Regions from separate parts of the Homo sapiens genome. Here region 1 is linked to region 2. The links are chromatin loops, found by intact Hi-C in ENCODE. Cell type or tissue: endothelial cell of umbilical vein. All regions are shown on one strand. Each heading gives the region's core, and the rest is flanking DNA. Links, peaks and the distances in the headings are about the cores only. Region 1 has its middle 16 kb from the start of SLC16A11. Region 2 holds the start of LOC105371512 (a long non-coding RNA gene).

What was found. Hi-C counts contacts between places; a loop is a spot of excess contacts. Peaks named below come from ENCODE experiments on the same cell type or tissue, not always from the same donor. Only the 100,000 strongest peaks of a DNase experiment are listed, where the experiment ranks them.
Region 1: a loop joins it to region 2, with 4 times the contacts of the local background. A loop is called at or near these places in 100 of 110 quality-filtered maps.

The regions. Positions count from the first base shown.
Region 1 is chr17:7,057,500-7,062,872 of GRCh38, forward strand. No RefSeq gene overlaps it. Among named protein-coding and RNA genes, the nearest start is that of SLC16A11, 16 kb to the left of the region's middle. In endothelial cell of umbilical vein, for the core only: no CTCF peak of the experiment used is centred there; DNase peaks (open chromatin) are centred at 1,502 and 3,122; H3K27ac peaks cover 3,903 bases.
Region 2 is chr17:7,130,697-7,136,069 of GRCh38, forward strand. It overlaps LOC105371512 (a long non-coding RNA gene), which reads left to right and starts at 551. Exons shown (of 3, transcript XR_934191.3): 1 at 551-632. RefSeq lists enhancers at 262-799, 2,930-3,039. In endothelial cell of umbilical vein, for the core only: a CTCF peak has its summit at 2,944 (motif pointing right); DNase peaks (open chromatin) are centred at 585 and 1,985; H3K27ac peaks cover 1,368 bases.

The DNA of each region.
Region 1 (5,373 bases), core at 127-5,126, 73 kb before region 2:
CTCACTTTTTTCCCCAGGCTGGTGTCAAACTTCTGGCCTCAAGCAATCCTCTCACCTCGGCCTCCCAAGGTGCTGGGATTACAGGTGTGAGCCGCTATGCCTGGTGGAGCGTCTTTTATAAGGTCATAATCCCATTCATGAGTCCCCCATTCTCATGACCTCGTCGCCTCCCAAAGGCTCCACCTCCAAATACCATCACATTAGGCTTTAGGAGTTAACATATACATTTGGGGGACAGGGAAACACAGACACATTCAGTCTTTGGCATCCCACATATCAATAAAACTAGAGCTAGGAATGCTCCAAAATTAGCTTATCAGTGTCTCAATAACATCATCAAAGACTAAGGTTCTTCCCACATTTTCAGTCTATCCCCTCAGTGTTTTAGCTTTTTCCTCGTAAGGTTGCAACGTGGTTACTGCAGTTTCAGATATGGCATCTAGGCATAACCAAGTGCAGAGGAAAATGAGCACGTCTCTTCCAGTGTGTGCCCCTTAGCACCAAGGATCTTTTATCCTACAGCCCCCAGCAGACAGCCCCTCGGCCATTGACAGAATTATGCCGTATGTCTATGATTAAACCAGCCACTGACAAGGGGGAAGGTTCCACCATGATTGACTTACTTTCATCAGGTCCTGCCTCTAGGACTAGGCTGGAGCCACCCTCACCTGAAGGTTATACTGTACCTACATTGCTGTTGTAGAATAACATAAATTCCTAAACACCAGTTGGGGTCAGTTAAGAGAGGACAAAGCTATAGTCAATGTTGCATAGAAAACCAAGAGTGGTTTGTTTTGTTTTGGTTTGTTTTAGACAGAGTCTCGCTCTTGTTGCTGAGGCTGGAGTGCAATGGTGCGATCTCTGCTCACTGCAACCTCCGCCTCCCGAGTTCAACCAATCCTCCTGCCTCAGCCTCCCGAGTAGCTGGGATTACAGGCACCCGCCACCACGCCCAACTCATTTTTTGTATTTTTAGTAGAGATAGGGTTTCACAATGGCCAGGCTTGTTGCGAACTCCTGACCTCAGGTGATCCACCCTCCTCGGCCTCCCAAAGTGCTGGGATTACAGGCGTGAGCCACCGCGCCCGGCCCAAGAGTGTTGACTAAACCATCTAGAACTCCCTGTTGGTGCCTGAAGGGGACTATTCTTGGGAATCTGGTGAGGTTTTTTTGTTTATTACTAGTAATGTGATTTGTTCTGATTTTTACCAGCAATTCCTCCCTCCCCCACTAAACATACACTGCCCAAGGGGCAAGAAGAAACACCTACACTGTGTGTGAAGAACCTGGCATTCTGTCATATCTGGCATGGGCATCAATGGTCCATAGGCATCAATGTAGCAGCAATGAATGAATGTGTATCTCTCTTCCCCAGCCTAGATGACTACAGCTCAATTCTAACTGGTCTTCCTGCACAATGTGGATTCCACAATGTTGATAGAACCAGCTTCTAGGTTCAGGAAGGAAACCAGGCTGATTCTCAGGCAGGAGGAGGCAGAGTACGTATGACTCAATCCCTCTTTGCCTTTAATGAAAGTGACGGAGAAGATTTTCCGCTTAAGAAGGAGGATACCCTGAGAATTTATAAAAGCCTGAAGAGCAGTCGTGGAACACAGAGGACAGCAAAGGCAAGAGAGGGGTGATTCCAGTTCCTTACGTCGAGAAGTAGAGACCTGCCTCTACCTCAGTATTTGCTCTGATTGGATGTTGTGAACTGGTAAAGATTTCTGGATTAATGTGAGTGGTCAGAGGGCAGGGGAGCATAATGGCAAATGAGGTCACTTCCTATTCACTCATGTCCCTCTGATAGAGGGACAGAACCCAAATGTAGCTCAACAGTTTTGCTGATGTATGGGAACAATTCCTTTCAGTTTTTTTGCAACTGCCATCTAAACAGTTTTTCTACAGACGTCCAAGGCAGTCTCATCTCATTCTGTTCCTTGTGAGCTTCTGGAACAGAATTACTCCATTCCTAGTCTCAGTTCATCATGGTCAAGGTATAAAACTGGAGAGCTGGCCAGGCATGGTGGCTCACGCCTGTAATCCCAGCACTTTGGGAGGCCAAGGTGGGCAGATCATGAGGTCAGGAGATCAAGACCATCCTGGCTAACACGGTGAAACTCCGTCTCTACTAAAAATACAAAAAGTAGCCAGCCATGGTGGCGGGCACCTGTAGTCCCAGCTACTCGGGAGGCTGAGGCAGGAGAATGGCCTGAACCTGGGAGGCAGAGCTTGCAGTGAGCCGAGACCGTGCCACTGCACTCCAGCCTGGGGGACAGAGCAAGATGCCGTCTCCAAAAAAAAAAAAAAAAACAAAAAAAAAACACTGTAGAGTTTATGTGTTAACTTCTTTATTTTATTTTATTTTATTTTTGAGATGGAGTTTTGCTCTTATCACCCAGGCTGGAATGCAGTGGCACAATCTTGGCTCACTGCAACCTCTGCCTCCCACATTCAATCGATTCTCCTGCCTTAGCCTCCAGAGTAGTTGGGATTACAGGTGCCTGCCACCACGCCAGGCTAATTTTTTTTTATACTTATAAGTAGAGACGGAGTTCCACCATGTTGGCCAGGCTGGTCTCGAACTCTTGACCTCAGGTGATGCACCCGCCTCAGCCTCTCAAAGTGCTGGGATTACAGACGTGAGCCACCGTGCCCGGCCATGTGTGTTAACTTCTGAATGGGCTGATTTTAGGTGGTAGTAGCTATGCCTGAGTGTATAGAAGGTATAAATATCTTGCTCTGTCATTCTTAGATGGTGCAAATCAACCTGTGGAAAACTGATAGAAGCGGTGCCAACTGCTCATTCTGATTTATTTAATGGGTTTCTTTTCTCATTCTGAAACCATTCTATCAAATGGCAATAGACTGTTCCTGTAGACCCCCATGAAGTAATCATGTACCACACGAATAATACACAATGAGATTGCTTTTTCACTTATAAAACATGACCAGTTATGACTCATTCTGACATTTCAAAGCCTAAGAATCCCAGGGGCACTACTAGAAGCATTTGTCTACCTTTCTAGCATGATTCATATATTTGCTTCAGATTGTGTTAACCCTTGCCATTCTTTTTTTCCCAAACCTGGAAGTAGGTTAACTGTAAGATAAGTGTATCTTCTCATTCCAGATGAGAGGCAGGATGTGCAGGTCACTTTACTCAGTGCCTGGCATTAAGCCAGTGGTGGACCCACTATGTGGACAGCTAAACTCCCAGCTTTCTGCCTTCCGCCAAGGGTCACACCGCATTCACCTTGTTACAGCCGCTAAACAGACTTGACTCAGCTTTCCCTTCAGAGTCATGAGACAGCTGCCACTGTTCCAAATCTCCTGCCCTCACAAGGAAACACCCACGACAGGAAGGTAACAAGCACAGCTCCTCTTTTACAGCCTTTTTTTTTTTTTTTTTTTTTTGAGAAGGAGTCTCGCTCTGTCATACAGGCTGGAGTGCAATGGCATGAACTCAGCTCACTGGCAAACTCCACCTCCTGGGTTCAAGTGATTCTCCTGCCTCAGCCTCCCGAGTAGCCGAGATTACAGGTGCCTGCTAATTTTTGTATTTTTAGTACAAAAATTAATTAGCCCGCTAACCTACGACTGGCTAATTTTTGTATTTTAGTAGAGACGGGGTTTCACCATGTTAGCCAGGCGGTCTCGAACTCCTGACCTTAAGCGATCCACCTGCCTCGGCCTCCCAAAGTGCTGGGATTACAGGTGTGAGTCACCATGCCTGGCCAATGGCTTTCTTACCTTGTGTGTCTGTGTCTCTTCTTGTAAGGACACCAGCCATATTGGATTAAGGGTATACCCTACTCCAACATGACCTCATCTTAATTTATTACGTCTGCAACGACCCTATTTCCTATTTCCAAGTAAGACCAACTTCTGAGATACTGGGGGTTAGAACTTCAACCTGTCTTTTGTGTGAGACGCCTTTGTATAATGAATAGTCTCTGCATTACCTAAATCCAAAGATTTTCTGTAGTTTATGACCCAAAATTCCTTTTTTTTTTTTTTTTTTTTTTTTTTTTTTTTGAGACAGAGTCTCGCTCTGTCGCCCAGGCTGGAGTGCAGTGGTGCGATCTCGGCTCACTGCCACCTCCACCTCCAGGTTCAAGTGATTCTCCTGCCTCAGCCTCCTGAGTAGCTGGGATTACAGGTGCCCACCACCACGCTCAGCTAATTTTTGTATTTTTAGTAGAGACGGGGTTTCACTGTGTTGGCCAGGCTGGTCTCCAACTCCTGACCTCAAGTGATCCGCCCGCCTCGGCCTCCCAAATTGCTGGGATTACAGGCGTGAGCCATGCACCTGGCTCCAAAAGTCCTTCTGATATAGAACTCTACTATTATAGGAGTTCAAACCAGTCCAGCCGAACAAGCACCACACATGTCTTCCACAGTCTCATCCCCTCCTTACCTAAAACTCCTTATCTCTAGGAGCAACCTAGAAAATTTTTATGATCACCAAAGAGCAGTTTTATCTCCTTCTAACCAAAGTCCTTTTTCAGAAGAGGGTCTTGTATAACTTTGAATAACAAAGGGTGTGTTTGCACAATTCAAGAGCCAGCATGAGAAGTTTCCTAAAATTGAAGAACAGTCTTCTTTCAAAAAGCATTCTTGCCACCTGCCTGGACAACATAGCAAGACCCCATCTCTACAAAAAATTTTTTTAATTAGCTGGGCATGCTGGTAGACACTTGTGACCCTTGCTACTTGGGAGGCTGAGGCAGGAGGATCCCTTGAACCCAGGAGTTGAAGACCGCAGTGAGCTGTGACAGTGCCACTGCACTCCAGCCTCGGTGACAGAGTGAGAGCCTGTCTCAACGGGAAAAAAAAAAAAGTGTTCTTGCCAGACAGAGGAACATTCAGGGTGGTGGTAGTTGTTTTAATATGTGAAAATGTAGCTTTTAAACATCACTATTTTGGCCAGGCATGGTAGTTCACACCTATAATCCCAGCACTTTGGGAGGCCGAGGCGGGCGGATCACTTGCAGTCAGGAGTTGGAGACCAGCCTGGCCAACATGGTGAAACCCCGTCTCTACTAAAAATACAAAAATTAGCCAGGCGTGATGGTGGACGCCTATAATCTCGGCTACTCCGGAGGCTGAGGCAGGAGAATCACTTGGACCCAGGAGGCGGCGGTTGCAGTGAGCTGAGATCGCGCCACTGCACGCCACAGCCTGGGCGACGGAGCCACACTCCATCTCAAAAAAATAAAATATACTCGGGAGGCTAAAGCAGGAGAATCGCTTGAACCCGGGAGGCGGAGGTTGGGGTGAACCGAGATCGTGCCATTGCACTCCAGCCTGGGCAACAAGAGCAAAACTCCGTCTCAAAAAATATAAAAATAAAAATAAAATAACACTGTT
Region 2 (5,373 bases), core at 160-5,159:
TGCTTGACTTATATTTACTCCCCTGGGGAATGACAGGAGTCAATATGGGCGGGCTGGAGAACCTGGCACCTGAGCCCCAGAGGAAGGCCCCAGCTTCCTGCAGCTCGGGCTGGCGGATGGGAGCAGAAGCATCAGTTCCTGGTTGGGAATTTGGAGACACCAACAATTTGGGGAACTTCAAAAGCAGGAAGCAAAAAAGATGTGAGAGAAAGGGGAAACACCAACCCTCCTAGACAGCCCCCCTCCCCACCCCCAATCACAAAAATGCGGAGCCCAGGAGAGCCAACTCCTGGGAAGGGACGAATTCCCAGTTCCTACCCCGGCCCATCTCCAGCCTGGTCCAGAACTCAGTCCTGAACCCAGCTCCCGGCTCCCACACCTCCATCAGCCCCAACCCCACTAGCAGCCTGTCCCAGGCCCAATTCTAACAAAGACAAGGGGTGGGACCCTGGAGAAAGTGGGGTTCCCCAAATCACGAGAGAATTCCCTGGCCTCTCTGCCATCTGTTTCCACTTCCCCTGGTCTCTGTCTTCCTGTGTTTATCTGCCTCATTCCGTACTTCGGCTGTTCCCTCCTCCACAGGCTCTCTCTCTGCCTGTCTCTGGCTCATTCACTCACATATTACACAGCAGGTATGTGCTGGGGAAGAGGGAGCAGGCCAGTGAGTGAAAGCAGAGGAGGCAGAGGATGGGGCCAGAGAGGGAGGCAGGGGCTGGATCACGGGGACCTCCAGGGCATGGAAGGCCGGAAGAGTTTTCTTCTCTGTGAAATAGGGAATTATTGATGAGTTAAACAAGGCGACACATAGCCTGATTACATTTTTTAAAGTCACCTTCAGGCTGCTGTATGAGGATGAACCTTTAGGGGTGAGAGTTGGCAGGGGATGTTGTTGCCAAAGTCCCAAAAGAGAGATGACGATGGTGTTTGGGACTGGAGGTGGCTGTGACAACAGTGAGAAGATGTCAGATTAAAAGCAGATCATGTCAGGGTGCGGTGGCTCACGCCTGTAACCCCAGCACTTTGGGAGGCTGAGGTGGGTGGATCCTCTGAGGTCAGGAGTTCAAGACCAGCCTGGCCAACATGGAGAAACCCCATCTCTACTAAAAATACAAAAAAAAAAAAAAATTAGCTGGGCATGGTGGCAGGCGCCTGTAATCACAGCTACACAGGAGGCTGAGGCAGGAGAATCGCTTGAACCCGGGAGGCGGAGGTTGCAGTGAGCCAAGATTGTACCACTGCACTCCAGCCTGGGCGCCAAGAGCGAAGTCTCCGTCTCAAAAAACAAAAGGGTAGATAGTGAATCTTGGAGGAAGAACCATCAACTCAGCACTGGCTGGGGAGGGCCTGTGGGCGAGGAAAGGAAGGCTTCCTGAAGAAGCTTTGTATGCTGCTGAGAAAGTGACAGCAGGGTTAACTGAGCGGGAAGAGGGGGCAGGAATGGGTTAAACGCGCAATGTAGAAAGAGGAACTGAAAGGGCCGGGCGCGGTGGGTCATGCCTGTAATCCCGGCACTTTGGGAGGCCCAGGGAGGCAGATCACTTGAGGTCAGGAGTTCGAGACCAGCCTGGCCAACATGGTGAAACTCCATCTCTACTAAAAATATAAAATTAGCCGGGCGTGGTGGCACGTGCCCGTAATCCCAGTTACTCGGGAGGCTGAGGCAGGAGAATCCCTTGAACCCAGGAGGCGGAGGTTGCAGTGAGCTGAGATCACGTTATTGCACTCTAGCCTGGGCAACAAGAGCAAAACTCCATCTCAAAAAAAAAAAAAAAAAAGAAAGAAAGAAAGAAAGAAAAGAAAAGAAAAAGAGGAACTAAAAAGAGCTCAATTTGGGATAGACGGTGTTTGTGTTTGAGGTCCCTGTTAGACCCTAAGGTGAGATGCCAGGGCAGAAGCTGAATAAACAATCCAGGCAGGAACACACACTCACACACATTGACCCCAATCCCATGAGCCCCATTGTCCTGAAGACACATCCCTGCTCCTGCCCAGCTGGTCCCTGACCCCTGACCCCTGGCTATGCTGGCCTCAGATCTGTGTCTCCTTCTCAAGTCATTGGCCCCCAGGGCCACTGTCCCTCCGTCTCCACTGGGTGCACTGGAAAGGCAGGGTGAGGTACAAGAAGCCCCATTTAAAACCATGAAATCAGCAGCTCAAACACCAGAAAGTCCCCAGCTTTTGCAACAGCTCATAAGGACTGGTGTTTCCTGCGAGCAGTGACACCCTGCAGGTTTCTAAACTCTGCTTCTCTTTGTTTTGTAAAGCAGTGTTCTATCAGTCCCGGAAAGCCCCTGGAGTGGATCACGCCTCCCTAATCTACCGTGTTCTGCATTTATCTGCATCTGCAATGTTTGTTGTGGTCTTGTTGCTAGAGGCCTCGTTCCCCCTGCCTGGTTTATAAAATCCATGTAACCCAGGATTTTTTGTGGTGTGGATACTCTACATTGAAAGGACATGCATGCTTTCTATTTTATTTATTTATTTATTTATTATTTTTATTTTTATTTTTATTTTTGGAGACGGAGTCTGGCTCTGTTGCCAGGCTGGAGTGCAGTGGCGCGATCTCGGCTCACTGCAACCTCCACCTCCCAGGTTCAAGCGATTCTCCTGTCTCAGCCTCCCGAGTCGCTGGGACTACAGGCGCTCGCCGCCACGCCTGGCTAATTTTTTTTTTTTTTTTTTTTTTTTTTTTGTATTTTAGTAGAGACGATGTTTCACCGTGTTGCCCAGGCTGGTCTCCAACTCCTGAGCTCAGGCAATCCGCCCGCCTTGGCCTCCCAAAGTGCTAGGATTACAGGCGTGAGCCACCGTGCGCGGCCGACATGCATGCTTTTGAAATACCACAAGGGCACTGGGGACTGGAAACAGGAACGGAAACAGGAAAGGTTCCCTTGTCCCCGTCGCAGGGCGTGTGACAGCGGGAATAGCTCGTTTTTTCAGAATCCCACTGCTCAAACCTCTAGGGGGAGCCTGCTGACGGGCAGCTTGTGGGGCTCCAACCCCACGGCAGCATCTGGGGGTGAATGCTTACAGCTCCTGAAGCCCCAGTGGGCGTGTGTGACGGGGGCTCTTTCAGTTTTGCCGTCTGTAGGCGGCTTGTGTTCATCAGCTCTATTAGACCTTCTGCCTCATCACAAGCACAGAGGGCTTTCTGTGTCCTGGGGTTCCTGCCTTGGTGTACTGGAAGAATGGGATCACATGTGGGCTTGGAGAATGAGTGTAAGGTTTTTTATGGAGTGGTAGTTCTCAGCGAGGTGGATGGGGTGGCCAGAAGGGGGATGGAGTGGGAAGGCGGTTTCCCCCGGCCCGGAGTCGGGCCACCCAGTGCCCGGGCCTCCTCCAACCACCTCGGCCATACTCCGCAAATCGTTCTGCTGGTCAGTGACCTGCCGGCATCCACCTGTCAGTGTACTCCTATGCCCGTGCGTTCCCCTCGACGTCCAGCCACTTCTGTGTCTGCCCGCTAGGGTCTCAGGGCTTTTATAGGCACAGGATACGGGTGTGGCAGGCCAGGATGGTCTTGGGAAATGCAACATTTGGGCATGAAAACAGAAATGCCTGTCCTTGCCGAGGTCCGTGGGCACAGGCCCGGGGGTGAAGCCCTAGCCAGAGACCCGCCCTTCTCTCCCCAGCACTTCCCTGCCCGACTCCTGTATCAGAACCAAATGGTTTTCTGTCTTCTCGACAAGATCACAAGGTTCTTTGAAGCCAAGCACAACCAGAGGGTCCTGGGGGGTGGGGGTGGGGGGGCACCATATGCCCATAGCGTGGCAGCTCTTCCCTGTGCCAGAAGCACAGAAATGAAGGGACCCTGCCTTCAGGAACAGCACAGTTAGGAGGAAAATAAGGCTGGGCACGGTGGCTCATGCTTGTAATCCCAGCACCTTGGGAGGCTGAGGCGGGCAGATGGCGAGGTCAGGAGATCGAGACCAGCGTGGCCAACATGGTGAAACCCCGTCTCTACTAAAAATACAAAAAAGTTAATCGGGCATGGTGGCGCACACCTGTAGTCCCAGCTACTCTGGAGACTGAGGCAGGAGAATGGCTTGAACCCGGGAGGCTGAGTTAGCGGTGAGCCGAGATGACACCATTGCACTCCAGCCTGGGCAACAAGAGCGAAACTCCATCTCAAAACATAAATAAATAAATAAGAGGAAAATATACAGGTTCACAAGCATGGAGTGAGTGGGACCCCAGAAATAAGGTGTCCAGGGAGGGTTTTCTGGAGAAATGGTGCCTCAGCCACCCCTGGAAGAGCCTCAGTCCAGAACCTCACCCTCCAGAGTTTCCACCTACACACCTGCCTGTCAAAAGACAGCAAACTCCAGGAGAGCCACTTGCCACAAGTATATAGGATCTAATATGTTTGTTTGTTTTCATATAAAATTAATTTCAAATTAAATATTCCTGGATGATGAGGAGTTACCGAATGGGTACAAGGTACATTTGTTTGGGTGATGGAGATTCTAAAAGCCCTGAGTTCACCACTCCACAATCTATGCATGTCACAAAATTACACTTGTTTCCCATAAATTTATAAAAATAAATAAAGCTGGGCCGGGTGCCGTGGCTCACGCCTGTAATCCCAGCACTTTGGGAGGTTGAGGTGGGTGGATCGCCTGAGGTCAAGAGTTCGAGATCAGCCTGGCCAACATGGCGAAACCCCATCTCCACTAAAAATACAAAAAAAAAAAATTAGCCGGGCACGGTGGCGGGCGCCTGTAATTCCAGCTACTCAGAAGGCTGAGGCAGGAGAATCGCTTGAACCCGGGAGGTGGAGGTTGCAGTGAGCCGAGATTGCGCCATTGCGCTCCAGCCAGGGCAACAAGAGCGAGACGCGGATCTTTTGAGCCCAGGAGTTCAAGGCTGCAGTGAGCCATGATTGAGGCACTGCATTCCAGCCTGGGCGACAGAGCCAGGCTCATCTCAAAAACTAAAAATAAAGAAATTCTGACACATGCTACACCATGGATAAACCTTGAAGACATTATGCTGAGTGAAATAACCCAGTCACACAGGGACAAATATTGCATAATCCCACTACCTAAGGTAGTCAGATTCATAGAGACAAAAAGTAGAATGGTGTGGTCGCCAGGGGGAGGGGTTGGTGGGCGGGGAATGGGGAGTTGCTGTTCCATGGATTTAGAGTCTCAGTTTCACAAGATGAAAAGAGTTCTGGCCGGGCGCGGTGGCTCACGCCGGTAATCCCAGCACTTTGGGAGGCCGAGGAGGGCGGATCACGAGATCAAGAAATCCAGACCATCCTTCCTGGCCAACATGGTGAAACCACGTCTCTACTAAAAATACAAAAATTAGCTGGGCGTGGTGGCGGGCGCCTGTAGTCCCAGCTACTCAGGAGGCTGAGGCAGGAGA